2 separate regions of the Mus musculus genome follow, and region 1 is linked to region 2. A link is a loop called in an ENCODE intact Hi-C map of the cell type or tissue named here. Cell type or tissue: left cerebral cortex. All regions are shown on one strand. Each heading gives the region's core, and the rest is flanking DNA. Links, peaks and the distances in the headings are about the cores only. Region 1 has its middle 21 kb from the start of Gm25987. Region 2 has its middle 100 kb from the start of Mir30d.

What was found. A loop is a pair of places that touch in the nucleus more often than their neighbours do. Peaks named below come from ENCODE experiments on the same cell type or tissue, not always from the same donor. Only the 100,000 strongest peaks of a DNase experiment are listed, where the experiment ranks them.
Region 1: it touches region 2 in a loop (2.3-fold over the local background); 4 of 42 quality-filtered maps call a loop at or near these places.

What each region holds. Positions count from the first base shown.
Region 1 is chr15:68,642,620-68,657,979 of GRCm38, forward strand. No RefSeq gene overlaps it. Among named protein-coding and RNA genes, the nearest start is that of Gm25987, 21 kb to the right of the region's middle. In left cerebral cortex, for the core only: no CTCF peak of the experiment used is centred there; a DNase peak (open chromatin) is centred at 8,005.
Region 2 is chr15:68,437,273-68,452,632 of GRCm38, forward strand. No RefSeq gene overlaps it. Among named protein-coding and RNA genes, the nearest start is that of Mir30d, 100 kb to the left of the region's middle. In left cerebral cortex, for the core only: a CTCF peak has its summit at 8,248; DNase peaks (open chromatin) are centred at 6,224 and 8,184; H3K27ac peaks cover 1,335 bases.

The DNA of each region.
Region 1 (15,360 bases), core at 3,465-11,464, 200 kb after region 2:
TTTTATCCATAGATTTGGTCTTCTCATTGTGTCCTGGATTTCCTGGATGTTTTGAGTTAGGATTTTTTTGCATTTTTTTATTTTCTTTGATTGTTGTGCCGATGGCCTCTATGGAATCTTCTGCGCCTGAGATTCTCTCTTCCATCTCTTGTATTCTGTTGCTGATGCTCACATCTATGTTTCCAGATTTCTTTCCTAGGCTTTCTATCTCCAACATTGCCTCACTTTGGGTTTTCTTTATTGTGTCTACTTCCCTTTTTAGGTCTAGTATGGTTTTGTTCATTTCCATCACCTGTTTGGATGTGTTTTCCTGTTTTTCTTTAAGGACGTGTAACTCTTTAGCAGCGTTCTCCTGTATTTCTCTAAGTGAGTTATTAAAGTCCTTCTTGATGTCCTCTACCATCATCATGAGTTATGCTTTTACATCTGGGTCTAGCTTTTTGGGTGTTTTGGGGTGCCCAGGATTGGGCGAGGTGGGAGTGCTGTGTTCTGATGATGGTGAGTGGTTTTGGTTTCTGTTAGTAAGATTCTTACATTTGCTTTTCACCATGTGGTAATCTCTGGAGTTAGTTATAGTTGTCTCTGTTTAGAGCTTGTTCCTCTCATGATTCTGGTAGCCTCTATCAGCAGACTTGGGAGACTAGCTCTCTCCTCTGAGTTTCAGTAGTTAGAGCACTCTCTGCAGGCAAGCTCTCCTCTTACAGGGAAGGTACCCAGATATCTGGCATTGGGACCTGCCTCCTTGCAAAAGATGAAGACCTGAAACAGGTCCTGTTCCAGATGCTGTGTAGCTTCGGCTTGTCCACACTCTCAGCTGCGCAGACTAGTCTCCGCGGGATCCGGGAACTAAGATGTCTCCCCCAGGTGCTCCGGCAAAACCCTCCCAGGTGGAGCGGACACTCTTTTCTGTCAGGGAAGGTGCCCATTTGTCTGGACCTGGAAACGGGATCTGCCTCAGAAGCTGTCCTCTAGGGACCTTGGGGGTGTTTGATGACTCTGCGCCCAGGTGACCTGGTGCTATCACTAGGGAGTTTTGACCCTAGTCAGGTCGGGTTTTCTTCTTCCCTAATGCTGTCTCAGGTCCCACACAATTGGATTGGAACAGAAGTTGTGTTCCACTCACCAGAGGTCCTAAGATCTCGTGGAGAGTTCTCTAGGGGACCTTTGGGGTGTCCGCCGACTCCATGCTGTCTTAGTCAGGGTTTCTATTCTTGAACAAACACCTTGACCAAGAATCAAGTTGGGGAGGAAAGGTTTTATTCAGCTTATACTTCCATACTGCTGTTCATCACCAAGGAAGTCAGGACTGGAACTCAAGCAGGTCAGGAAGCAGGAGCTGATGCAGAGGCCATGGAGGGATGTTCTTTACTGGCTTGCTTCCCCTGGCTTGCTCAGCCTGCTCTCTTATAAAGCCAAAACTACCAGCCCAGAGATGGTCCCACCCACAAGGGGCCTTTCCCCCTTGATCACTAATTGAGAAAATGCCTTACAGTTGGATCTCGTGGAGGCATTTCCTCAACTAAAGCTCCTTTCTCTTTCATAACTCCAGCTGTGTCAAGTTGACACAAAACTAGCCAGTACAGCGCCCAAGGTGACTCGGAGCTGATGCTGACTGGAAGGGATCTCTTGTATTTCTTTAATGGAGTTATTTATGTCCTTTTTAAAGTCCTCTATAATCATCATGAGATGTGATTTTAAATCTCAATCTTGCTTTTCCAGTGTGTTGGGGTATCCAAGGCTTGCTGTGGTAGGAGAACTGCATTCTGATGATGCCAAGTATCCTTGGTTTCTGTTGTTTATGTTCTTGCCCTTGCTTCTTGCCATCTGGTTATCTATGGTGTTAGCTGGTCTTGTGGTCTCTGACTGTAACTTGTCCCTCATGTGAGGCTCTGAGCCTCTGAGCCTGTGATCTTAGGTGTTTCAGCACTCCTGGAAAAACCAGCTTTCTTCAGGGTAGGATTTGGGTGTGGAGAGCTGTGGCACAGGGTGAGCTCTGGTGCATAGATGGAAATCAGAAGGATTGTTCTGTGGTTCCTGTGTCCTGTGAGCTCTGGCTGGACCTCACGTGGTCTAGGTGTTGAAGCAGTAGTAGGTTTCTTTCAGGCCTATGCCAGGGAAGACCTATAGTTGTAGGCAGGAGCAGTGCTACCATCCAGGGGTGGAGCCAGAAGATCATGGATTGGAGCTGAGTATCAGAGGAAGGGCTACATCTCAGGGGTGAGCCCTCATATCAGAAACATTCCCTGGATGTTGCCAAGTCTCCTGCCTCTCCACACTATAGCTCAGTCAACTTATGGACATGCAACAGGCCACTCTGGGTGAATATGGTGGTCCTGACTGTACTGTGCAGTGAAGCATGTGGGCCTCAGTTTGGGCTGAGAAGTGCAGCTCTGAAGGGGCTGTGCCTAGCTTTTGAACTGGGTGGCTGATGGCTGGGAACCTTGCCACATGCACTGGGGGCCTGGTGGTGGGCGGCACATATGGTGCTAGAGCTGTGCTTCTCTCTTTTCATCCCCCAATTTGACTCTCCCCTAGTTTTCCTTTTGTATTCATGTTATATGTGTTTCTCTATATATACATATGTGGTTTTAATTTCTATGAAGGAATGTGGTGAAAGGTTAGTGAGATGGCTCAGGAGGCAAAGCCCCTTCTCACATAAGTCTAGACATCTGAGTTCAATTTTTGAAACACATAAAGGTGGAAAGAGGGAAGTGACTCCATAGGGTTGTGCTTAGACATCCACATCCATACCTTGACACAAGTATCTCCCCTCATCATACAAACACACACACACACACACACACACACACACACACACACACACTCTCTCTCTCTCTCTCTCTCTCTCTCTCTCTCATTGTTTATCACAGCAACCGAAAAGCAAAATAGGATGTTATCTTTTGTAAATATAACTTTTGTAGAGTGCTTGATAGAATACACATATAGGAAAGCATGATCTGTTGTTGGACAGTGGAGAAAGAATATGGAGAATCCACCTTGAATTATTTTTCAAAACTGTGCACCTATAAATGGTTTTCTCAAAGTTATGAGCCATTACATGGTTCTTGATATGCATTTGATTTTTGCCTGGGTTTTATTTTCAAGTAGAATCCTCTTGCAGATATCCTATCAAATACCTGCATAGATGTTTTGTCTTTGATGCTGTAATGGCAGGAATGAATTTGTTCAAAAAGTTGTAGTTCATTCTATGGAGTCCTCCAAATATGCATACATACATAGATATGTACATACACATATATAAATGTAAATATAAATACACACATTTGGTATAGCTTCTTCTTACCAACAAATTGGTACCATTCATAAGCAGCAGGAGCATAATGCTTCTACCCAGATCCTACCAGAAACTTCCTTTTTCAGTTACTCTGCTTCTACATTGAGCATAATCTTCCTGTTGATCCTGTTTCCTTCACATTTCAGAACATCTAACTTGTTTAAATGAGGTTTTTGTGTTTTTTCAGAGAATTCTTTGTAACTGTAGAGAGGATAGTTTCTTTAGCTACTGTACGTATAGCCATGCCCATTCCTAACTGTAAACTACACCCTTTTGTTCAGAGCAGGAAACTGTGGAGGCCTACCATCTCCAGGAAGAGTTGTAGAGAACAGATAGATCGGCACATTGTAACTGTAATTGGTCTCTCACTAATCTCTTGGCTCTCTGGATGTTCTATGATGCCTCCCATTAATCCAAATAGCTCATAGACCCGTTATCGGGTAATATCTCCAATGAGTTGCCCCTCCTTGCAAAAACAGCCTCCTAGAACTACCCAGTTAGTTGTCTGTCTGTCTACTCACCTGGGCTTTCCTGCTGTGGGAGTCAATTTTAAATTTTAATTATTTGTCCAGCTCTGGCACACAGGCACACTCTGTACTTTCTGAGTAACTGTATTGCAGTGGTTTTTGTGGTTTTGAGAACATAAACTTGGTGGGCTTTCTCTTTCATTTGTTTTCTGTTACTAGGACTGTCAAGGCCAAGCCAAAAAGGGGGTGGGAAGTGAGATGTTTTACAGGTAATGAAGACATCACTCATATTTCACAGGGGGAAAAGTGGCTGCATGTTAGAAACTGAGGGGAGAATTTAGAGCATATGTTTAGAATCTCTAACAACCTAATTTGTTCCCCAAAGACAGTTCTGTGAGAAAGGAGGTCGGTTTGGTCAGAGGAAGGCAATTGAAAGGAGTTAGGGCTCTTAGCACCAGGGAGATTGTTAAGGAAGATGCTCCCAGAGGAGGCAATGAACACTAGATTTGCAAATATTTCCTCCAGCTAGTTGTTTGCTGAGAGCTGACAGGGGCCATGTTTACTGGCATCCCCCACCTCTCAGATGAGTATGCCCACCCAGAGCGAGGAAGGGGTTAATCTAATTGAGACTTTATTGGCTTGTGGGGAAGCTGAAGGGAAAACCACACAGAGGAACTCATGAGCCTTCATGAAAGTTTAATTTGATTTTGTGAAAGGGGAACAACTTGTATCTGGGCTTGCTGTGTTTAATATTAAAGCAACGATGGGCTCCTAAGACAGGCATGGAGCTGGGTAAAGCATAAGCCACAGACGGAGTGGTGTGTGTGTGTGTGTGTGTGTGTGTGTGTGTGTGTGTGTGTGTGTGTGTGATGAAGGAGGCTTTCTTTGAGTTGGAAGGCCAGGGTGAGGGGCAAACCCAAGGTCCCAGATGGGAACTTCTAGTTTAGGCTTCATTTTCATGAAAAACCTCCAATTAGGCTTCTCCACAGGTTGCTTATGAATATTTTCGAAGATAGCTTGATAACATTAACAAAAGCAGACTTCCTTAATGAACTTTAAAAACTTCATCACCAGGCCACTGGATTAAATGTATTCCTCAATTTTATACTTTAAAATAAATTTTGTCATTATACTACATAACACATTGTATTGCTCTGGAAGTCTCTCCTTTTGTGTATGTGGTGTGGTTGTGGAATGTTATGGTGTGATATGGTGTATCTCTGTGTTGGTCTATGAACACGGGGGCCAAAAGTCAATGTTGAGTTATTATTTCCAATTTTTCTCCAGCTTGCTCTCTAGACAGGGTATCTTACTGACCTTGGTGTTTGCAGATTCAGTTATATTCCTGACCAATGGGCTTTAGGAATCTTCAGAGATCTGCCTTTTTCCCATGGCACTGGAATTACAGTCCTATGACAGTAGGTAGGAATCAACTGTTTCTTTTTACATGGTTGCTGGGGACTGAACACAGGTCCTCCATTTTACATGACAAACACTTTACCTATTAAGCCTTCTCTCCAGCCAGGGTTTTCTCCCATTTTGTTGTTAAAAATAAACACTAAAAACAGTTCCCAGTGTTTATAAGGATGTTTTTGGCATTTTCCTGTCCATTATGGTTTGAGTTTAAAATGGCCCACTTGCTTTACAGACTCATGTGCTTTGCTTGGTCCCCAGATGGTGGTGCTGATATGAGAAGCTGTGAAACCTTTCAGAGATAGCATCTAGCTAGAAGACTTAGGTCACTGAGGATAGGGCTTGAAAGTGCTTTCTGGTTCCTCCTCCCCAAGCTCTCTGCTTCCTGCTCTGGCTGGAGAGATTTACCACGTTTGCAGGATATCCAAGATACTCTAGCTGCCTGCCATTCCCTAACCATCATGATGTGCAGTCTCTTCTGAATCATGAGCCAAAACTAAGCAAGCCCTCTCCACCTGTCTGCATGACATTGCTGCCCCCCTGCTTCTCCTAATTCCATTTAAATTTTCTGCCAGGTAAATAAGGCTCTGTCAAAAGGCTAGAAATTGCTGACCTTGTCTCATTCAGCAGCTGAACAGAGAGAGTGAAGGGGGGCAGGAGGGGGTGGGCAGAGACTCGGGGGACCTTCCAGCCTTGTTTGAAGTGAGAAATGCTAAGCCTGCCATATTTAATGGCTGGCCTGGGAGCTCAGTTGAAAGCAGGAAAGCTGCACTTCTCCTTGACTCGGGCTGTCCTGTAACACTGCCAGGGGCCATGCTAAGTGGTGGCTTCAGTCTGGCTCTAGATAGGACCAAGGGACCAGCAAAGATTTCCAGGCTGCAGTTTGCCTAGTAGGCCATGGCTTTCTCTTTTTAACCCCCTTACATGTAAAAGGAAAACTGCCTTTTCTTTGTGGAGGGCCTAGAACTATATTACTTGCCTTTCTTACTGTTGTGACCAAAATGCCTGACAAGAAGTGGGGTTTATTTTGCCTTACAGTTTAAGGGAATAGAGTCCTCCATGGAGTAGAAGTTACAGAGGCAGGAGTGGGAGGCATCTGTCACATTGTACCCTCAGTCAGGAAGCAGAAACAGAGGAATGCTGGTACTTAGTCCACCTCCACAGAGGAGTGCTAGTACTTAGTCTACCTTCTCTCTCTTTTTTTCTTTGTTTTGGTTTTGAATTTTTGTTTTTTTCAAGACAGGGTTTCTCTGTATAGCCCTGGCTAACCTGGAACTCATTCTGTAGACCAGGCTAGTCTTGAACTGTGACATTTGTCTGCCTCTACCTTCTGAGTGCTGGGATTAAAGGTGTGCAGTACCATGACCCAGCTACCTTCTCCTTTCTAAAAATAAAAAAATAAAAAAATAAAAATAAATTTATTAGTCTAGAACCCAGCGTATAGAATAGCTCACTTCCTGTAGTTAGGATTTGTCTTCTTATCCCAGCTAACCTAATCTAGAAACTCTTTCATAGACACACCCATCGGTTTGTCTTTTAGGCAATTCTAAATCCTATTAAGTTGATAATATTAACTATTCCATTAAGGTTCCTCAGGGAACTACAAAAGGTACCGGAAAGCTCTTCAGAGCAGCACTGGCAGGAGGGTGAGAGGACAGGAAAGTCTGCCATGGAATCACAAATTCTAATAAAAGCCTTGCTGTCAAGCAGCCCTCTCTAGCCATCAGCTGCCTTCCAAAGGTCCAAATCTCAATTGGTCAAGATGGCTAATTGGAAATTATCCTTTCAGATGATATTCTGGGCTAAAGTCTCCCAATGCTCTGGGACTGTGGCACACATGCGTGTTAGTTTGTTGATCTTTGGATCTCTGGAACAAACACTCCTGTCTTATATTTCTATCCAGTGCCCCAGCTGGCAACAACTGCCTCTGATTCCCCCGTGAAGATGTTATCTTCTCCACTTTCTGACATCTGAACAGTCTTCTTTTATCAAATAAAGAAAATACTCCTAGGATTAAAAAAAAAGAGAGAGTAAAAAGCTGCAGAGTCAACACGTATGAAAGCCTTCTCCTTGCCTTTTCAGAACGTCTAATTATCAATTTAAGTGGGCAGTTTGCCGCAGCCCTCGCTGATTAATTTATCAAATGCTGAAGCCTCTCTCATTCACCTCTTACTTAGTTCAGCTAAGTGATGCAATGGCAAGCAAGTCAGTGTCTCTGAAAAGCCCCTGCCTTGCCATGCTGTGGTCTTTATTCCCAATCCATGCTGTTCATTTCACTATTTCTCGCTGTGAATTGTCCTGGGCTAGTTCCTGAGACCTATCTCACTCACTTTCTATGGAATGAGTGACCTCAGACAGGCTGTGGCTTAGGGCAAAGCCACAAATTCATTAACTGTCTCAGCCACTGATGGATGGGCCTGCCCAGCCCCCCAGCCCATTCTCTGATGAGAATCAATTTCACTCTCTCCCACAGAAGCACTGGTGGCATCCTCTAATGAATAACAAGCTGCAGCTCACGTGTGCGTGTGTGTGTGTGTGTGTGTGTGTGTGTGTGTGTGTGTGTATGCTTGGTGTGCCATCATTCTCCAAAGTGGCTTTCACACCTGCTGTGATGCAGCATTGAGAGCAGTAATTACTATCATCTCCATTTATGAGAGGATGGAGTTTATTCTTAGACAGATGTGTGTCAGCTGTCCAAGTTCAACACCTCATGTATCCAACTGCTACAACTGAGCCATAATATACCAACTTAAAACTCAGTGGCATTCAACAAGAAACATTTATTTAGCTCCCTCATCTATGTGTTAGCCATGAGTCAGCTGAATGCACTGGGATTGGCTGATGTGGTTGGTTCTGCTCCAGGAGTCTTTTATTATCCAGAAACAGAGGGCTTCTCTGATGTGCCCTGTGTGGTTATGATGGAAACTCGTGACCTTAGACAAGAAGCAGGCACATACTTGCTTATATTTTATCTATTTGTCAGAGGTTGTCTTGTAGCTAAATCAAGTAAAGGGTTGGTGAAGAGGCTTTGCTGTCTTTTGTGGGAGGAGCTGCAGTCACACGACAGAGGCACATGTCAAGGAGTGATAAAGACTCCTGTCTGGGAGTTGCAATGGACTATAGTCACTTTGTCTACAATCCAGATTATCCTAGTCTTTGGGCATGTCTATGAGGAATTGTCTTTTTATGTCAATTGAGATGGGAAGTCTTGCTTATTATGGATGGCCCCATTCCTTAGACATTTTGTATGAGGGTGAGAGAGTAAGTTGAGTGCAGATATGCATGAATGCATTAATTACTTTCTGCTTCTTGAGTATGTATGTATGCAATATGATCAACTATGTCAATGTCCGGCTGCTGTGACTTCCCCACAGTGAAACATAATCAAAGGTCTAAAAGAGGGTTTCCTCAAAGTACTTTATATTCTCCTGGTATGAATATTTGAAGGGGCATATCTGTTGTACCAGGCTCTTTTAGGAATGATCTTATAGGAGCCAAGTGGTAGTGGTGCATGTCTTTAATCCCAGCACTCAGGAGACAGAGACAGATGAGACTCTGAGTTTGAGGCCGGCCTGGTCTACAGAGAGAGAATTCCAGGACATCCACAGCTACACAGAGGAAACCCTGTCTCAAAAAATAAAACCAAAAGCAAAAGCAAAACCCTCAAAACCAACCAACCAGATAAATAAATAAACAAACATCAACAGAGTTCTATGGTCTCACCTGCCCCAATTCATGTATTAGAAACAGTCCTTAATGTAATAATAGTATTGGAGGGTGGAACATTCTATGGATCTGCCTTCATGAATATACTAATGCTGTTTCTTTATAAAAAACTTTAACAGGAGTCTTTTATTCTGCCTCCTGTCAAGGAGGATACTGGTTCACTCCCCCTGGAGGAGGCTATCTTGTATATTTTGGGCAATTCTCAGCAAATGTCAGGGACTTGACTTTGTACTTCTAGTCTTCAGAACTGTGAGGAATAAAGATCTCTTCCACATATTTCCTGTAGTCTATAGTAGTTGGTTAGAGCAGCACAGATGAACTAAGAGAATAAGAGACAGCTTCTGTTTCTATGGAGCTTAATTCCTAGCAAAAGGGGGCCAGAACAATGTCTAGTGATACAGATGCTGTGCTTCCGTGAAGGGCCAGAGAAGAAATATTTTTGATTTTGGAGACTTCAAGGTCTCTGATACTATGGCTCATCTCACAGATAGATCAGGAAGGCAACTGTAGAGTAAATAGGAGTGACTGAATTATCATAAAACTTTGTTTACAAAACCAAGCCAAGTAGGATTTGATATAGAGGCTTAGGTGGTCCTGATTTGGGTGTACACAATACAGTAATGGAATGTGTAATGACTTGACTGTGAATGTCATCCCCTATTAGCCCATATATTTGATTGCTTGGTCCCCAGTTGGTAAAACTGTTTGGGAAGGATTTGTTCATGTGACCTTCTTGGAGATGTGTCATTGGGAATAGGATTTAGGGTTTTGAAAGCCCACCCCATTCTTATTTATGTCTTTGCCTCCTACTTGCAGATAAAGATATAAACTCTCAGTTCCAGTGTTGTTCCTGCCGGCTGCCATGCTCCCCCCATCATGAAGGCCATAGACTCACATCCTGAAACTGGGAAACACAATAAGCCTTTTGTTTATCAATGAAGTCATGGTATCTCATCACCAGGCTAGAAAGGGTAAGCTAGAATAGCAGAAGAAGGGGTGGAGATCAGAGAACAACTTTTCATCCATGTAACTTAAGGTGATCCCTAACCAACAGGAGGAAGGAGACCATCAATCCAGTGAAAGCCATAAGAGAGAAGGTCCCGGCCATGGGAAGAGCTAGCACAAAGGCACAAACACACAAAGGTAAAAAGGTTAGAAGAATCCAAGGAATGAAAGCAACCCAGAGGATGAACAGTGTGGTTGCACTTATGGGAGAAAGGGAGAACAAGGTGAGTGTAATTTGGGCTAATAAATTCAGGTATTTATAAAAAGCATAATATGAAGTGTAAAATTTATTCTGACACTTGTTAAAAAATAGTAAGACAGATAACATTTAAATTTCTACAATAGAGGAAAGCAGGATTAGTGATTTATGTTTCTGTGCGTCATGTAGGATAGAGCCAATAATTGGGGAAGGTGGTCGCTCGTTTTAATTGGCAACTTGACAAAATCTCAAATCACCTGGAAAGAGTGTCTCCATAAGGGACTGTCTAGGTCATGTTATCATATGGGGGTGTATCTTGATTATATTAATCTTGATATTATCTATCTATATATTATCTATATATATTATCATGGTTATATTATATTGAGCTGGGAATACCAGCTCATGTGAGTGGCACCACTCCCTAAGCAGGGGATATTGAACTGGATAAGAACAGAGAAATTTAGCTGAGTATAGGCATGCGTGCATTAACTATTTCTATCTGCTTCTTGACTCTGTATGGATGCATTATAGCCATCTATGCCAGGCTCCTGATTGCCAGTATTTTCCTAGTGATGAATGGTGTAGTAGATTGAATGAAAAATGCCTCAGCTAGGCTCATATATTTGAACATTTGTCCCTCGTTGTTGTTGTTGTTTGGAGAGCTCATAGAAACTTTAAGAGATACCGGCTTGCTGGAGAAAGTATGTCACTGGAGGTGGGTTTGGAGGATTATATAGCTTTGCTCCGGTTTCTGTTTCCTCTCTCTCTGCTTCCTATGTACAGATTAAAAAAAAAAGTGTCATCAGTCAGCTTCCAGATCTTGCCCCCATTCCATGCTATCCTTTCTATGATGGACTTGATCCCCTGGGGAATCATGGCCCAAACAAACCATTCCTTCTTTAAGTTGCTTCAGGTCAGAGTGTTTTATCACAGCAGTGGAAAAGTAACGAATTTAGACTTTAACATGGTCATGAGAGCTAGAATAAACCACTTCTTCCCTCAATTACTTTTGTTAGAGTTTATTATCACAGCAACAGAACAAACACCAAGACAGGCAGACAGTGGATTGAAAATTGCTCTGAGATTGAAATCTAAGTGTAAGAGGATTCTTTCTCAGCTGCTTGTTACAGTGTTTACTAATAAAAAGGTCAAGTGTTTAGATAACAATATATGGAAGAAGCAATACCTTCACATATGAAAAGTTGAGAGTCTTACGTCGAGGAAGTAAAAGGGATACAAGGGAAAGGACCCCAAGACTGGAGCTTCAGCTGTAATAGTCTGTCTCTGATTGAAGGGAAGATCTAGAGCAAATGTCAGATTAACTTCAGTTAATTCTGTATGGGAAGCTGTGGATGATGCCTTTAACAATTTACCTAAAAAGTAACAAAATGAGAGACAGCTGAGGCATCATGTGAAAACTCCTAACTTCCACGTTGAGATGGTTTGGTACCAGTTTAAGCCAATTGGTTTGGTTTCCCAATGGTCAACTGTAACTTTTTTTGATTGTCAGTGAGCTTGAGAAACTCTATTTTGAACTTCAGGACAATTTTAGAAAATATACTTGAAGTTATTATTAATATGTCAACTTAAATACATTAAATACATTAAGGTTTTTATTTTTTTTAAAGGAGACTTTTTTTTTACTGGGTGAAACTAGAGTTGTCAGTACAAGGTCAGAGTAGTGGGGCAAAGTCAAGATGTACTCAGTGTGGAAGCACAGAGCAGCCCGGGGTTTGGACAAAGAAGAAGCCTGTTATCCATCACTGTAGGAGCTTGGGAAGAGGAGTGACATGCTTTAATTTTTATTTAATCAGACTGCTTGTTGTTTCTGGACTGATTTCAAGAAGATAAGAGCAGAAGCAGGGAGAAAGCATAGAAGGTGACCTTCCTAGTCTGTGACAAGCTAGGCCTTGGATGCGAGGTGTGTCAATGGAAACGGACACAAGTCAATAGCTTGGAAGGTCCTTACAATAGAGGTTAGAGGTTAGAAGGACCTTCCAATGGGCTGGATACAGAAGTGCAGAAGAGGAGAAAGCCAGTATCTAAACTGACAATTGCTGGAGAAGGCTGTGGTCTCACTGAGATGCAGAAGACTAGGAAGGGAGTACTTTGGTACCTAATATAATCTCTCATCATGCAAGGCAATCCATAATGTGCCACTGGACTCTCTTTATCATAGCCTGAGGGGATCAATCAGGCAACAGAAGAAGAGAATGAGCTCCTTTTGGCTTTGATAATTTCGGCAATGACTACTGGACATCTACAAGGAGCTATGAAGTGGATCATAGTATTCATGAGTCTAGAGTTGCACGGAAAGGTGGTTTCTAGAAAGACAACTGATAGAACGCATCCGTGATAAATCATACTTGAAACTCCAGGAGTTGTTAAGACACTGGGTGAGAAAGTTCAGGGAAGGAGAGGAAGTTAACTGAAGTTGAGGTCCAGGAATCTTAACATTCAAGAGTGGGAGAAGAAACTGGCAAAGGAGACTGAAAGTGTAGCCAGGATATAGAAGGAAATCCAGTAAAACAGTAACAGAAACTCTGAAGAAGTAGTTGGCGGTGTTTCCTGCTGTTGAGAAATTTTAAAAATACAGTAGAGTGTGTTAAGATTTGGAGATAGACAATGAGTTCCATAAAAATCCCTGAAAAAAGACTGTGAAGCCCCATCATGATCCAATGACATCATATAAAAGAGTTCCTGTTTCAATTTTTACAACTGATAAAAAACACAACACAGCAGAATATGTGTCGTTAATTGTATAATGAGCAGAAACTTTCTTTTGAGTGAGTAATGTTTGAATATAAACAAGAAGAGGTCAGGTATCATTACTTGGAATAATGTGAAGAGAATATAGTTAAACAATTCAACAAAATTGCACCTCTAGTAGGTGCCTTGACACTTACCTGAAATCCCAGCATGGGGGAAGCAATGCAAGGTGTCTCAAGTTTGAGACTGCCTGAGCTATATAGTGTGACTCTGTTAAAGAAAAATAAAATGAAGAAGAAGAAGAAGAAGAAGGAGGAGGAGGAGGAGGAGGAGGAGGAGGAGGAGGAGGAGGAGGAGGAGGAGAAGGAGAAGGAGAAGAAGAAGAAGAAGAAGAAGAAGAAGAAGAAGAAGAAGAAGAAGAAGAAGAAGAAGAAGAAAGAAAGAAAAACAAAAAAGAGAAAAACATCCTGAAAATTTGAATATATGGCAGGATGTTCAAATAAATCAAAGATATGCAAAATAAAATAACAATAAACCACAGTTACAATACTTGAAGAGTATTAAACATTACTTCTTATTACAGAATAATAGGTCCATGAGGTAAGAGCAAGGATAGTCTGACTACCAGGAGGTGATGGTTAAGCTAAAACTTATAAGATCCATGAAAATCTAGCAGGCAGAGAGGGCTGAGAAGACCTACGGGGCAATGGAATCCAAGAAACAGATACTGTGAATGCAGGACTAGAAATGGTTGTTCAAGACTTTGACAATGACACGCTAGTTATCAATCACCCCTACAGGGTCTTCAGGAGTAGGGTGGAGGCAGGTTTACATGAACAACTACTGTACACAGCTAACACATAGAAAATTCTAAGGTAAAAAAAAAAAACATCTATTATTAGTGCTTTAAGTTATAGGGGTGACGTCACCACTGAAGTAGTGCACTGTCCTCTAGGAGAGTTGGGGGCAGGAGTTTCATAATATGATTTAATCTTGGCAAAGTGTTTAATTTTCTTCCTTAATGTTGAGGTGCTAAAACCCCTCAGGTAACCCTGTCCCCCACCCCCCCCCAACAAAAATAAGAACAAAACTTCCGGAACATAAAACATAATCTATCTATCTGGGATTGTGGTGGAAGCCTGAATTTGTTGGAATCTGTATCAGTGAAGTTGAGAAAATTGTACAGAGCAGGAGCCACAGCTCCTAGGGACACTGTGAACATAGCAGCAGTTGAGAGGAGGAGGAGGAGGAGGAGGAGGAGGAGGAGGAGGAGGAGGAGGAGGAGGAGGAGGAGGAGGAGGAGGAGAGGCTCCTGAAACATACTTGACACTTGATCTTAGCCAAAAGGCCGAGAAGGGATCTGAAACATACTTTAAATTAATGCCCCATAGCAACAAACTTTGAAGATTATGTTTCAACCACATAGCATTCGGGAGGAGTACTGGAAGCGGCTCTCAAATCCTAAACCATGGCAGCTACAAAGCACTGCATATTTATTCTGGCCCGCCCAGCAAGATGCTAGAGGGTCATTTTCTGAGCTTAGGCGTTCAGTAAGAGAGCCAGTCATCTGTAAAATAGAGACATGCTAGTTCTGCCTCTCTCAGACTTGCTGCCAAGCCCCTGTGTGATAAAGCTGGTGGTAATGCGTAGAAAGCTGACTACCACTGGAGATGTGTAAACTATTATTATTCCCCCACCTGCTGCTGTTAATGGCTCTGTGGTGCCCTGCAACCAAAATCTGCTAAGGAAATCTGAATTCTCACTGAGGAGCAAACAAAACACGTCTATCCTGTCTTGGCAAATATCACAAAAATAAGACATAATAACATCCTTGGGACAATTAAAAAAAAAAAAAAAGCATGACTCTTGGTCCAAACTGTAGCCCACTCAGAAACTTCAAGTTCCAGGATTCCAACCCAGCTGCATTGCTTCGAAGTTCTTTCTTTTTATACATGATAAATGACAGGATTTCAGATTGGGAGAGAGGGGCTTCCTCACAGACTTTCTGGACCTTTGTCCCCTTGCAATACAGTATTTTAAATGACACCCAAGTAACTCTGAAGTGCAAAGTTTGGAGTGGCTTAAAGGTAAATGTGATGTGGAACACTGTGTACCATGGCTTTATATGTTAATGTGTGTCTCCTGTGTGTGAAGATAAACACTTGTGAGCATGTCTGTGGAGGTCAGAGGGCAAACTTGAGTCCTGTTCTTTAGGTGTTGAACATCATGGCTTCTGAGACAAGGATACATTGGACTGAAAATTGATTGAATAGGTTGGATTGATCTATCAGGAGGCTCCTGGGATCTACCTGTGTCACCTCCCAGGGCTGGCATTACAAGAATGCTACCCCACCCATCTTAGTTTATGTCAGTTTGGGGTTGAGCTCTCATCCTGTACTTGCTAGACAAGCACTTAACTAACTTTTCTGTCCAACCAGTCCCTGAACATGTATCTTACTCTATTTTTTAAATTATTATTCTTTAAATTTTTTTTTACAGTCCAGTCCTTATCCCCTCACAGTCCGCGCTCTGACTGTTCCTCA
Region 2 (15,360 bases), core at 3,983-11,982:
TTGGGTGAGGGCTGCACAGTGAGTGGTTTACCTCAGTCCAACTTTCATCCTGAAGGCCTCCATGTATGGTTAAAATACAAAGGAGTAAACAGTAAAATGGAAAATTGAATTTTTCCATTCAGTGCTCCCAGTCTCACAGTGGGGAGGGCTCTCATTATAGAGGTGAGAAAATTTGGGAAAAAGTGTCAGATGGATTTTTACTGAGAACAATTTTAGGTTCCACAATTCTCAGGTTTCGCATGGCTAGTGGCTATATGTGTGTGTACCTATTATTTTGCAGGTGTAACAAACACTGCCAAATATGGTTGAGTAAGACAAGACACATTATTTTTGTGAGTCTAAGGGTTAACTGTATGGTATTCTGTTCTGATCCAGCATGGCTGTAATGGCCTAGAAGGTCATCACTTACTTGACCAGGAGTTCCATTGTGACAGTGATAGTCAAGACTTCTGTGTGACAGGAGAGATTTTCTCTATCCCTTAGTTTGTTCACATATGCAGAAGTTTCTTTCTGGGAGCAGTGTAGAACAAGATTCAGTGCAGGATTTTTCAAGTCTCAGCTATGTCACAGAGCTGTCACAAAAAGCCTATTAGTTAAAGGCACATGGTAATATCTGGATTAAGGATTCGAGAAGAGGAAAAGGAATAGAGTCTGTGGCCAATATGCTTTCTGCTTAGCCTAAAGAGAGGGCCAGGACAGTTGGAAGGACCATTGGAGGTGGCATAAGTAGGCTGTTATCCACCTGAGCAGCACTTGAGGGCCCAGACCTGTTTGATCTTTCAGCAGAGAGCTAAACCTTGCTGGGTTCTGTTTCCACCTGGACACTGGAGGGAGCCACAGATAGAAGCTTATGGGGACAGGGGATGTCTAATGGGCTGAGGAAGGTCACCCTGGGCAGGTCCGAGAGATCCTTGGGAAACAATCCAGGGTTATCTGGAAGCTTTTGGGACAGTAGAGATGTGAGGACATCATTGTGCTGTGAGGATCAGGAGTGGCCAGCAGGCAGCCTCACTGGGAGAACAAGAGAAAACAAATCCAATAATAGCCCATGTTTGAGCGGAACATCCCTGACTAAGGCTGTTGAGTGCTGCAGTCTTGAAATGCTTCAGCAGGAAATGATATGTATTCGCTCTTCTGGCCATCTTATTCTCTAGGATTATGGCTCTCTTGCTCTTGTGTATTTTCTAAGCATGCTTTTTAGTCAGGAGAGATTCTCTGTGGCAAGTTAGCTCCCCAGTTTCAATGGCTGAACATGTTAAAAGTTTTCCTCACTCAGCTCTTTTGCAGATGTTCCTAGAAAGCATGTAAGTTTTCATGGTGTTTGTTCAGGAACTCTGATTCCCTCTGTCCCTTCTGCAGAGCTCGACCCTACTTTGGGTCCAGCATCTCACAGTGAAAGAACATTTGCTCATCAAGTAGAGCAACAGGCCACATATACAGGTTTCTGCTACTCTAACTAAATAGCTGAAATAATATGGTTAAAAGAGGAAACAATCTGTTTCCTAGTTTGGGTGTTTCTTTCCATTGTCAGTTGGCTCCATTGTCTTTGGGTGCATGATGAGACAAGACATCATGGTAGCAGCATGTGATGTAGGAGGGTGCTCACTTCCTGACAGCCAGGAAGCAAAAGGAGAGAGGAAGAAGAGGGCCAATCATTCTTCAGGAATAACTCTCCTTCATAACATAACTTCTCATCAGGCCCAACTAGCAAAGGGGCCTATCAGGAGTGCTGTCGGCAAGTGACTGAGGCTTTAAAACCTTACTCTTTTGAGGGGATTAAGTATGTAAGCCAATAGCATCATAGCAGACATCTTTTGGGTCAGGTTTGGCTATATCTCCATCATGAGGAACTGAGCCATGTATCTTATATTGCAAGGGACTCAGGACAGGTGGTCTGTGTGCCCATGAACACAGTAACGTGGGTTTGAGAATGTGTGTCATGGTTGTGTGAACACCTCTGTGTTGGTTCATTTGATGTGTCAACTTGGCTGGATTTAGGAGTATGGACAAATTGGTGCAGATGATTTCTGGGTGTATCCACAACATGTGCAGAGATCAACCTTGAAATGACTGGGAACCATCCAATTGTGGAGGGTTCCAGAGAGAATAAAATCAAAGGGAAGGCAGATTGCTTGCTTTCTTGCTACTCCCTGCCTGTACTGGCTGGTTTTCTGTGTCAGCTTGACACAGGCTGTAGTTATCACAGAGAAAGGAGCTTCAGTTGAGGAAATGCCTCCATGAGATCTAGCTGCTGTAAGGCATTTTTTTTTTTCAATTAGTGATGAAGCGGGGAGGGCCCCTTGTGAGTGGTACCATCTCTGGGCTGGTTGGTAGTCTTGATTTCTATAAGAAAGCAGACTGAGCAACCCATGGGAAGCAAGCCAGTAACATCCTTCCATGACCTCTGCACCAGCTCCTGCTTTCTGACCTGCTTGAGTTCCAGTCCTGACTTCCTTTGGTGATCAACAGCAATGTGGAAATGTAAGCTGAATAAACCCTTTCCTCCCCAACTTGCTTCTTGGTCATGATGTTTGTGCAGGAATAAGAACCCTGACTAAGACACTGCCCCTCTCTCCCCTCTGGGGTGTTCTTTTACTCACAGGTTCAACTCCTGACCCAGCAAGCTTGGAACTCCAGGAGCTCGTGCAGTGACTCCCAGGATCTTCAGATCCTTGATCTCAGATGGAGAGGCAGATTTTTGACTAATCTAGTTCTGAGGTTTTGGATTTGCTACTAGATTCCTCCAGTCTGCAGATGATGCAAGGATGGAGTCCCCGCCTCTGGAATGTGCGAGCCAATTTCCCTAAATGAATTGTCTCTCATCTAATGGCCAGTGTCTATAGATGAAGACAAACTCAGCTCACACAGCAAGTTCCCTAAAGGCTTGAACTGTCATTTGTTGTAGCTGCCGGACCTGGTGTAGTGTTCTGTTCAGGGTGGTGCTGGGTACATAGGGAAGGAGAGGCCTTCACCTCTTGGGCTTTGCCTTGACTTTGGGTTCTGTCATCCTTTACCAGACATGGTGACTAATCATAGCTTTCTGTCTTTGCCAGTCACAGCTCTCTCTGCATTCTAGGTACTGTGACTTTTGCTCTTCCTGGCCTCCTGATGCAGAGTCTGGTTACCCAGACAATCCAAAGACATTTCTAGCAGCCTACTTTCTCCATGAACACGTCTTGGATCTTCAGGTTCGTAGAGATTTCATTGACATGTTCAGAGACCTCCTCAACAAGAAGAACCTGTCCTGTTCTCAGACTGCCTTGTATACTATTGCAGTCCATATGCAACCTGTGTCTGTCAGATCAGAATCTCTCAGACTGTAAACAGGGATCAAATCTGACCCATAAAACTGATGGAGCCTGACACTTTGCAGCCACTGGGTTGTGTCAGGATGTGGCCTCTCTCCTGTGACAGCGCCTGTCAGTCTCACACCCGGAAGAGCAGCTCCAAGGATCAGACAAAGCATCCCCGCTTGCTGCCTGCTGCGGTTTCCCTGTGGGGAGAAAGAAGCTGGTTCAAAGGGCTGGCCTAGTTTTCAGCAGTGAGCTTCCCTGTGGGAGGAGGGAACGTGCTGTGTGGATGGAGCACAGGGACCCATCAGAAGTGTTGTGGAGACAGTGACGCAATGCATTTCTCATAAAGAACTTGGATCCTTCTCTGCAAAACGAAATTGGGAGTAGTAGAAAAAGATCAGCTAGTATTGGGATACATAGTGCCTGCTATTTGAGTGTGCATCAGTGCGCACGTGTTTGTGTATATAAAACACCAAGCATTTGGGGGTGGTGTGTGTGTGTGTGTGTGTGTGTGTGTGTGTGTGTGTGCATATGCTGAACCTGCTATGGTGGCATGGTAATGCTGGTTTTATAAATGAAGACTTTAAAACTCAGAAGGTTCATTTAATTCTATTAAGGTCACTCAGCCCTAAGTGGCTCGGTCTGAGGTTAGAACCTGAGACCTTTCTGATTTCAGAATCAGGATCTCTCTGGTGAGCTTATGTTTTTCAAGTTTCCAGTTTTTCTGTCATGATGAGTCATGGCTGTTCTACTGTTGACTTGGTCATTTGAGGTACTTGTAGATATTGTACCTCAGTTAAGGCTCACTAATATATTTTAAGTTTGGCTTTTATTTTTATAAGAAAACAAACTCATAAGTCTTAAGTAACTTGTCCCATGTTTGAGGGTCAGGAAGATGTAGAATCAAGAATGGAATTGATTATCTACCCCACAAATCTAGTACCTAATTTTTTAACCATGTGACTTCACCCTCTTTCTGTAAGGCTTAGGAATTCTTGAGAGAGAGAGAGAGAGAGAGAGAGAGAGAGAGAGAGAGAGAGAGAGAGAGAGAGAGAGAGAGAGAATGTCTTTATATTTTACATGATTGAAAGAAAAATTAAAAAATATTGTAGCATATAAAATGTATGCAGAATTAATATGTTACTGCTCATGAATAAAACACACAGGCATCTCTGTGGCTTCTTTGTTGTCTGTGGGGCTTTTGCACCACAGCATTAATACTGAGAATCTTCATAGTAAATCGCTGTGCCCTGCAAAACCTAAGACATCTTTTAGATAAAGCCTGCTGCCCTCTGCGGTGAAGTGTTTCACTAAAGGAGGCAGAAGGCAGACGGCCTTGGACAGGAGGCAGGTGTGCAATGCTTGTGAGTCTTGGGAGAGCTGGCAGGCCTTGGACAACACCATCTTTACCTTCCGGTGGTACATGGTGGGTTCCTAGTGTCGGGGCATTCCCCAGAGAGGCTGCATAGAGTGTCCAGGTATGTCAGTTGTAGAAGCACCAGCAGGTGGATTATGTAGAAACAGATGTCTGGGCAAGTGTACAGTGGATCAGATAAAGACAGGCAGGGGGAAAATAGGGCTGGCTCTTGCACATGATTCATTATGAGGAACTAGGGGTAAAGCCCATTGGGGCTGGTGGGATACCAGACTGGAGTAAATGAGCCATGAATGGGTATACTGGGGGTGGTGGTATGGCAGGGTTAGGGAGCAGATATCACATTCTGTCCCTAGAAAGAAAAAGGGGAAACTGGAGATGAATCCAGTGCCAGAAGACATTGCACATAGCCATGGTGGCAAGTACTCTGGTGGGTACTCTGAATTTATCCCCCCACCCCCCGCAATGCCCCCAGTTCTGAAGCAGCAGAAGTAGACCATGGACCCTTTAGGGCATGGATATCTGTGTCAGATTCTGTTCTCAGTCAGTTTAATAGGTACATTGGTGTGCGATGTTTCTTTTGTTTTTGCTCTGTAAGAATGATGAGCCACACACAATTTTCTCTTATTTGGGAACCCTTAGGAAAGAGATCAATTTTTTTTTCTGGTCCTGCTCACTTGCTTGGGCCCTGCTCACTCTGGCCCCATTCGCTTTGGCCATATTTATTTCATATATGTGGGTACACTGTCACTATCTTCAGACACAGAAGATGGCATCAGATACCCATTAGAGATGGTTGTGAACCACCATGTGGTTGCTGCGAATTGAACTCAGGACCTCTGGAAGAGCAGTCAGTGCTCTTAACTGCTGAGCCATCTCTCCAGCCCAAGAGATCAATTATTTTTTAAAAGAAGAGATTTACAAGACCCATTGTGAGAAGGGAAAGGGGCTTGGGTTTGAAGGAGGGAAAAGCTCCTGGAGAAGAAGTTGTGGAGGAGATACCTGCCAGCCTGGTCTTTGACCTGTGCCTATGGGGGATGTGAACCTTGTTATTATTCCTTGCAAAAGTTTGACGAGGATGGTGGGAAGGGAGGGAGGAGGATGGGACTCCTGAGTTTTGATGCACTGATGTCGTCAAAGGTTTCACTGTCCAGTATGTGGATGCCATGTGCCATCTTCATTTGTGTTGATGCTGGGGTCTTTACTCAACATTTCTTTTTATACCCTTCATTTCCTCTCTGGCCAGTCAAGGCCTGTCAGAGTTCTCACTTTCCTTTGATGTTGGTCTCCCAGGACATAACACTTAGGGTAATGTCTACAGCCACTGGCAAGAGAATAGGGGGATGTCATGCTCACATAGAATGGCTGTGGAGGGTTATGAGACCTTCTCAGGGGAAGCTGGAGACTGTGTGGAGTAAACATTGCTTCTTTATCCATCTTATTTCCTACTCCATAACCGTTTACTGGGTCTCTGCTGTTTAATGCAATGTGGGGAGTAGGTGGTAGTGCTGATCATGAGCATAAGTTGTTGGATGGAGAGTGCTAAGTGTGGAGGCACTTCATCATGAGAGTTGAGAGGAACGATCGGACACTTGCATCTAGCAGTGGTTCTGCCTGAAGCACTATGGTTAGATCTGAGTCTTGAGTGAGGGATTCATTATAGATGCGTGGAGGTGAGAGGAACGTGGCCTCAGTGTGGAGTTATCGAATGTACAGCAGAGCCTTTGGACATGTGAGTGAAGGGAGAGGAAAACTGGAAGGAACCTGGTGGTCAACTCCACGTATCATGCTCTGAATGCTACCCTGCTAGAGGGATCTGAAAAGTGGGAAATATAATAGAAGCCCCACAGCCACTGTGCCAAATGGTGTGGCAGGTCCTAAAACATTAAAAATTAGACTTCCACATCACCTGGCAATATCTATATCTATGTCTATGCCTACGCCTATGTCTATATCTATATATGCCCACAGGGAACAGAACCTGCATTTTGAGACATCTACACTCTTGTGCTCATTGCAGTCATTGACAGTAGCCAAAAAGTAGGTGAGCACGGTATGATGCTGCATGTATACAATTCTAATACTTGGGAAGCTGAGACAGGGGACTGCAAATTTGAGCCTGGGCTATACAGCAGGTTTTAGAACAGTAAGACCTAACATAACCAGTTAAAGCCCCCAAAGAAAAGGAGAAAGGAAAATTGGAAGGGGGGGGGAGGACAGCGGGAAGAAGAAAGGGAGAGAAACAACCTATTCCAACCTGCTTATCTCTCAGCAGCTGTATGAATGAGGAAAACATACACACACAGTGGACTACTATGCAGCCACGGAACAGTAAGATTTTGTTTATTCTAACAAAATGAATGGTACAGAAGACACTGTGTTAGATGAGATAGGTCACACAGCCTGTGATCTCATTCACCCTTGAACTCCGAAACAGCTGATCTCATGAAGGATGAGAGTAAGACAGTGGTTGCCAGAGGCTGAGGAGGGAAGGCGGGTGGAAGGCATGGGGGAAGGTTAGCTCATGGGTACTGAGTAGCAGTTAGCTAGGCCAAATAAATCTGTTACACTACTGTACCGCACAGTGACTGTAGATCCTGCCAATATACTGGAGGTTTCAAAGACTAGAAGGAAGGTCACTGAAAATTTTCATCTCAGAAAAGTAATGACACAATTACAGGAATGGATAGATTTGCCCTCGTTTTATCATTATTATGTAATGTGAACTATCACATGGTAATATATATATATATATATATATATATACACACACACACATGTATATATACATATATAGAATTTTTGCATGTCAATTGAAAATCTAAAAATAAGAGAGAGAACACTAACCCCAATCTGCACATATGGCCTTCTCAGACATTGTTTTTAGTGCTTTCAAAGAGTTAGTTACATTTTCCCTATAGTACTGGTCCCAATTTACAAAGTTGGGCAAGCAAAGGGACAGTCTAAGGGGACAGGACACGAACAAGAAGTGGTGGCCTCTGGAGTGAGATGTGGGCAGCCACTCTGAACTGTCCTCTTAACATAGAGTAGAGGGGGAATGGAGCCCTGTGGAGAAAGAGGCCAAATGACTTCCCTTTGGAGGACTTGGATCAATTCACATATGGCAAGTGGATTCCCAGCCATGAAAAGCAGGAGTCACTGGGGTCAGAACTCTGTTGTGTTGCAAAGGTTGGGGTCTTTCAGCGTATTATTGCAACTCCCAAGGGCTATGAGGGATACCAGGAAGACTGGGACCTCACAGACTTTCCAGACCTATACTTCACAGAGCAGCCTTCTCGTTGCCACCCCTAACACTGGCTCTTTCTGCCTCTGATTATTGAAGGCATTCATGTGAAAATAGGGTTTTCCCTGTCTTCCAGGGCTCAGTTTCCTGCTGCTGTTTCCCACCTGAAGCTGTAATTCTCCATTTGTGGCTCAATAACCAGTTCCTGGGTGGCTAATTACAGGCCATATGCTCCTGGGGCTGGCACGCTGGAGAGGCAGACGGGCATGCTCCCACGCTTGCCGCTGTTCTCATTTCTTTTTGGACCTGGCGCTCCAAGCCTGTCCTCCAGTGGCTCCTGGTGGCTCTAGAAGACTGCTTTCTCTCTTAGCCACTGTGTTGCTGTGCAGGTGACCCCGGCTGGGCTTAACTGGGCATGCACTTGTCATTCTGCCAGCATCTCAGCATCCAACCAGTTGGCAAAAATCAATGAAAACAGATGATGTCGACACTGCTTATGCCCCAGCCAGGTGGGTGATGGAGTGGAACAAGCTTTGGCCTGGGATTCTGCAAGTTGAGCTGCAGTTTTGATTGAGGAAATTGTGATGAGAATTTTGGAGACCTCCCTACCTCTCTGATTCTTCATGTTCTTATTCACATGCCTGGACACTGGTGATGTCCAGAGTTTGTAGCTTGATTCCTAGGTATCTGTAAAGATAATGATGGATGTTAAAACAGGTTGGACCCCGTTCCAGATACAAAGTCCTATAAAGAACGGATAACTGCCTTCGTCTTTGAGTCTCTGTGATCTAGGACAGAGACCGATTGTGGCACGGAGCATATAAGCTACACTCTTGTTGAAACACAAGTTCACTAGAATCCAGAGTCTGACTTAAAGATTCAAATAAGTCACATTTGATCAGTGGCTAACCTGAGAATCCAGAGACTTAGAAGGCACAAAGGAACCTCATGTTCTTTTAAAACAACTTTCATTTAATTTGTTCTTTGACACTTTCATACTTGTACACCATACTGTGCTCTGATTACAGTCGCTCAACCTTCTCTGATCCCCCTGCATGTTTTGCACACACATCCTCCCTACAAGTCCATTTTTTCCTTTTGTGTCTTTGTGTTTTATGAGTCCTCCAGTCTAATCAGGGCCGTCTGTGTGACAATGCATCTGACACTACCACGGGAGCCTAGTGAGCGCCTCAGTGCATTCACAGCAGAAGGCAGCTTCTCTCTACCCTCTAGAACATATCCAGCCAATAGGGGAACCAGCATTCTAAGTGGTTTTGTTGGGGAAGACGCTTGCTGTAAGGTCACATGGGGGAAAGACAAATGTGGATGTCCAGATTCATGGGCACTCAGACAGTCTGGGTGAAACAGTCCGGGTGAGCCTTATCTCTGGGGAAAGGACCACTCTCCCTGTTCTTCCTGCAACTTGGCATAAAATCTGGAGGAGGAGGAAGAAGAAGAAGATGAGGAGGAGGAGCAGGGGGGGGATGGGAAAAAAAAGTGGGGCAGGAAGGAAGGAGAGAGAGGAAAGGGAGGGAGAGGAGGAAGAAGGGGTGCATAGGTTAGAGGAACAGTATGGAAGTATGTGATAATAACTTGGTCTCTCCGCAGAGACTTCTGGTACCTCCATGATGACCTATGACAGGAAATTATAAAATCATGGCTGATGGTCTGTTGATTATAATGTCCCTCTAAGTCATGACAATATTGTAGTCATTATTTTTTCAAAGATTTATTTATTTATTTGTTTATTTATTTATTTATGTATTTATGTGAGTACATTGTAGCTGTACAGCTGGTTGTGAGCCTTCATGTGGTTGTTGGGAATTGAAATTTTTAGAACCTCTGCTCACTCCAGTCTGCCCCAGTCGCTCCGGTCAGCAGTCTCTGCTTGCTCTGGCCCAAAGATTTATTTTTGATTATAAGTAAATCTGACACACCAGAAGAGGGCGTCAGATCTCATTATGGGTGGTTGTGAGCCATCATGTGGTTGCTGGGATTTGAACTCAGGACCTTCAGTGCTATTACCTGCTGAACCATCTTGCCAGCCCCCTATAGTAGTCATTCTTACTTTGATGATATCAGCCTTGTGGAGGGAAGAGAGAGTAAGGAAAGTTACTACTAATCAATCTTATGTTACCTTTTAAAAGACTGACAAATCTCCCGGGGTGTGACTAACCAGCTAGTGGGTGTGGGTGGGATCATTTGCTCTCCTTGGGCTTCTGTAGTACAGTTTAGAGATCACTGAATTAGGAAGGAAAGCTTGAGTCTGGGTGGCCAGAAAATGACAAAGGCCACAGTACCCAATAACTCTTCTGTGGTTGTGGTTAACTAGAGATTTGCTCAGTAATCATGTGTGCTTTGATGAGAAAGAAAGGGAAAGTAAATCAACACACATAGTTTGTGTGTGTGTGTGTGTGTTTTGCAGCCACAGAACAACCTTGGGTCAGGTTCCTCAGCTGTCATCCAGTTTTTCTGTGTTTTATCCAGGGTCTCTTACAAACCTGGAACTCTCCAGGTGGGCTTGGCCGGCTGTCCAGCCATCCCCAGGATCTGTGTCCTATCTTCTCAGTACTGGGATCACAAGTGGTTGAATGCAAGTTTTCCAGCCTTCAAGCCAAGCACTTTACTGATTAGGTTATCTCCCCAGCCCTAAAGGTGTTTCGATAGCTAAAAAGCATTTGTGTTCCTGTAGTCTATGTGAAAGAAATTACAAAAAGATGGCTACCTATCAAGGCAGGTTCATGTACATTCTGTAAGGATGCAGGCTAAACCACAGAGATGCCTCTGTAAATTTGCAAATATGGATGCTGTGGGGGGCTACCTACCTCTTTTGTATCCTAGCTACTTAGTGCTGCTCTTTCTTGGTGACCCTCTTGGTACCCTCTCATCTTTGCTCTCTCCACGGCTCCCAATTCTGAGCCAGTTAGTTTTACAGGATTTCACGAGGCCCAAACGCGATGACGGATGAGAATGTCTTTTACAATAGTAGGCATATGCATACACTTCCAGTGACAGTCAGTGACAATGCTAGCAAGACCAGTATCTGTCGTGGTAATTTCCTCACTGTGTGAGTAGGTGCCTGATGGCAGAGAGTACCATGCCTTCTCCTTCTCACTAATTTATATCCTGTATGCTCATTTTGTCTCCGCAGTTGACACATGTCATTTGCAGCTGTTCACTATCCTCGCAGTGGCTGTGGTATATCTTAATTCTTTTTCACATCATGACTCCTGCTTTCTCAACTCAGGGAATTTGCATTCGCAGGCTTGCTTTCTGCTAGGGTAGGGGCAGAGAACCAGAGTCCCTTCAGTCAGTTGGACCTGCTAGAGGCTTGCAATAAGCAAGCTTAGGATCAGGAGATCCTAAGATCTTTTAGATTCTTTTAACATACACATTGTTTAATTTATATTCATTATCATTATTTATTACTGTGTACGATACTCGTGTGTGCATGTGCCAAGTCATACTTGTGGAAAGTCAGAGGACAACTTTCAGGATTCAGTTATTTCCTTCCATACTTCTGTTGGAGATGGGACTCAGGTCACCAGCCATGCACAGCAAGCATCTTTCTCCACTGAGATATTTCCCTGTATCCAAGAAGATTCTTATACTAAATGTGGTGGGGCCCCTTGGTTCTACTATCTACAGCTACTGCGTAGTGATGGTTGTGGTGCCTCTGTTGGAAAACCCCCATTAGTCTGGACTTGATAGACTCAGCTAGTTCCTTGCTCTTTACAAATATGTTCTGAACTGTTGAACCATTTTAAATATGCTCCCCTCAGGTATAGATGAGTCGGGATGAATTAAGTTGTTTGCAATTAAGATCCCTTCCTGGTTCAGGGAGCGAAACTAGAGTGGGTTCTAAATGTCATCTTTGCTTTGAAGTGGCTTAGCTGAAATAGACAGGCATCAGGAGGGAAAGTTCATCTATTGCCAGCTGGAAAGACGATAGCATCTCTTGGGTTTACAAATCCACACAACTTGTCCCTTGTATGCTGGCTCTTAAGACAATGACCTCTGCCCATGGAGGCTGTGACGTTTTAGGGGACTATAAAGGAGAATCTTTAAAAATAAAATCAGGAGAGATAGTAGAGTAGTTCAGAGTACTTGCTGCTCTTACAGAGGACTTGGGTTCAGTTCCTAGAACTTATACAATGGCTTACAAACACCTGTAAGTTAGGTTTCAGGGCAACCATAAAGGCAACTCTTCTGGCCCTTATGGTCATCTGGCATACATGGAGTATACTTACATACATGTAGGCTAAAATAAAATTAGCTTCCCTATGTTGTCTAAGACTCTGTTGTGGCTGTCATTTTTGTTGCCTTCTTCAGTCCCAGAAGATCTACCGAAGTGTGCGTCTTCCATTTGTTATTTCATTACTTACAAGGTGAAACTTAATAAAATATTTTATCCTTTACACACCTTTATAACATCCTTATAAAATAGGTAAGCATATAAAAAACCAATGGAAGACATACATGTTACCGAAGAGAAAGAGGAGGAGTTATTCAGAGGACGTGAGGGAGAGACAGACTGGGAGACAGAGTCATACAGAGAGGGTGTGCATAGTGGAAGTGGAAGACATGGAAAGAAGACCAACTTGTGAAATGACTCATGTTAATTGGTTTCTATGGCCCAAGCAGCCTGCCTACTGGTGTGCATGCCCCATGGAGTTCATTCTCATATCGAACCTGGTATCGCTGTGTGACTTATAGGATATGGTGGAGGTAGCAGTGTACCATTCCCTGGGGGTAGGTCTAAAATACATTCTGATGACCCATGTTTCCATATGAAAAGTCCTTGGGAGGACCTGATGCTATTACAACAGTAGCAGCATGATTCTGGGAGATGATGAAGCTTTAGGCTGTTGGGCCTAGTTGGAAGCATGTCTTCTTAGGTTCTTATACTTGGTCCTTGCTGACATCTCCCTCTGAAGATCTTTCACCATCCACTCTTGTTGCCATGGGGTTTGTCCTTACCACAGGCCCAGAGCCAGCAGAATCAGGAAGCAAAATCTTTCCTCCTTGAAGGTGGGCCATTGGGTATTTGCATTATAACAATGTACAAGTGACCAGCCTCTTACATCCCTTTCTCCATGAGATGTTAGCTGCCATGTTGTAAGGGTATTCAAGTTGATCTGGGTGAGGGGTGGTTGGAACACAGATGAAACAAAAATGCTGCTTTCAGGCTGACCAGGCCTGTGAATTAACCCAATCCATCCTGACAGATGACATAGTACCAGTTTCTAACAACAGGGATCTGAGAGATTTCTATCCACAACACACTGCTGCTGTGTTCTGACCCATGAGGAGATAGTAAATGATTATTGTTGTCTTAAGCCATTATACATCAGGCTACCCACTACTTAATATAGTTCTCCTGCTGAGCTTCATCTTGGCAAAGAAGCTGGCTTTCAGGTATGAGTGTGAAAGGAGGATGTTCAGAAATCACCTGCCTTCTCAAGACCCTCTAGCATTATTGTTCTGCTTCATGGCCCCAGTCATTTCCATTTAGTAGAACTTCCTCCTGGGCTCTGACAGATAATTGGACATTATTTCTGGATTCCAGTATTGCCGCACCTTTAATTCTCTTGAGTCTACTTTTGTAAGTAACTCCATTGGAAGGAGGATGAAGACGGATCAGTTGCTCTTCTCTCGCTGTCCACTTAACCAGGAAATGTAGAATCTATAGCTACCTCTGGGGTTTTGATTATACATTTTGTCAGTACACATATTTCAGATCATTGCTTCAAAAATATATGCTTGCTCTGTCACTTTATTTATTATTTACAAGTGCCACTTAGGACTTTATTGTGCGATATAAAACAGGTATAAAACACAAACTTGGAAAATACGACAGAAAAGTAAATGGAAAAAGTTGTAACATTTTCTTTTTCTGTCCTAATGGATATTTTGTTACGACCAGCAAATGTGCTTCCTCTCCCTTTTTGGAGGCTACTGGTCACAGGTCAACATTTTATGTTCCTGCACTATCTGCAGATTCTTTATGGGCACAGATTATGCCATATTTACTTCATCTAAAATCATTCTATTAAGGTTGTATTCATGATGTTTATTTGTGAGTGTATATGTGTGTGCATGTGCATGCATGTCTGTGCACATGCATGTCTGTGCATGTGCATGTGTGCATGTTAGAGAACAGTCAAGGGGTTTATTCCTCAAGAGGGGTTCAACTGTTTTCTTTTCTGTCTTTTTTTTTTTTTTTGAGATAATATCTGATATTTCAGCATGAGTCTTGCTAATTCAGCTGGGCTGCTAACCAGTTTCTCAGTTCTGGACTTATAAGTATGCATCTCCATACTTTGACTTTTCTTTTATGGGTACTTAGATAAAACTCAGGTTTTAGTGCATATGCAGCAAGAAACTTCTCAGTTGGAACTATCTCCCTCCCCCACTTATGTTGAAAGAAAGGATGAGTGAAAATGTGATGTAATGGAAGAATAACATTTATACTTCAACATGGCTCTACGTGTAAGACAGAAAAACTTTGATAAGCTACGAGGAAGAACAAAGCTTAACATTGGTCCTCTGTTTGCAAGGGTTACGGTCTGAGCTTGGGTATGTATTGTTCTTAAATAATAAGTAAAGTGACAGACAATTATGTACTGTTCACTTTTTAGCATCTCTAAATTACCTGCTTCCCCACAAGGACCTCTGTGCTAAGAACATTATTAGAAGTTTCTGGACTTGTTTATTTTTAATAACATATTGAGTTCCCCTGTTTAATCCAGAGACCTACCACACCACACTCTTGCACATGTATCTTGACCTATTCCTTCAACCTGGCTTTGGGGCTTGGCTGTGTGGCAAAGAGCCAACCCAGTGAAGTCCTTTCTAGCAAGCACACATGTGTGAGAGGATTGCCTTGGTCACTAAGTAGCTTGCTTCACCAAGACTGGAGCTGCCTGGATATCTGTCTTCTTCCATTTCCTGGGGCTGAAGAGCTGTGGCAGACATGATTATAACCAGCTTGTCAGGTCTATTTGTTCAGCTGGGCATCTTTCTTGCCTGTCAGACGACTTGGCTTTTCATCCCCACTTAGGCTTTTGAGCTATGTAGTGAGTTAGAGCGAATGTTTCTGTTTCCTTGCAGAGCTCCACTGGCTTCCCTGACCTGAGGTTGCACAAAGTGACTGGGAACATAGGAGAAGACAGTGAATGGGAGAAGGAAAGCTTTATCCTGTGTGCAAGTGCACACACACACACACACATAAGTACACACATATGTATTCAGAAGTTATGGGGAAATAATCAGGTTGAACTTAAAAGGTTTTAGTTAATTACTAATGTTTAGATTAACTGTTACTGGATCTTGGACAAGACAGCTCAGTGGCTCAATGGAAGGGAATTCTTAAATACAGACACAGAAAGTCAGGAAAAAAATGTCATAGTAGACATGGTTTTGGCTGTTCTAAACCTGGTAAACCT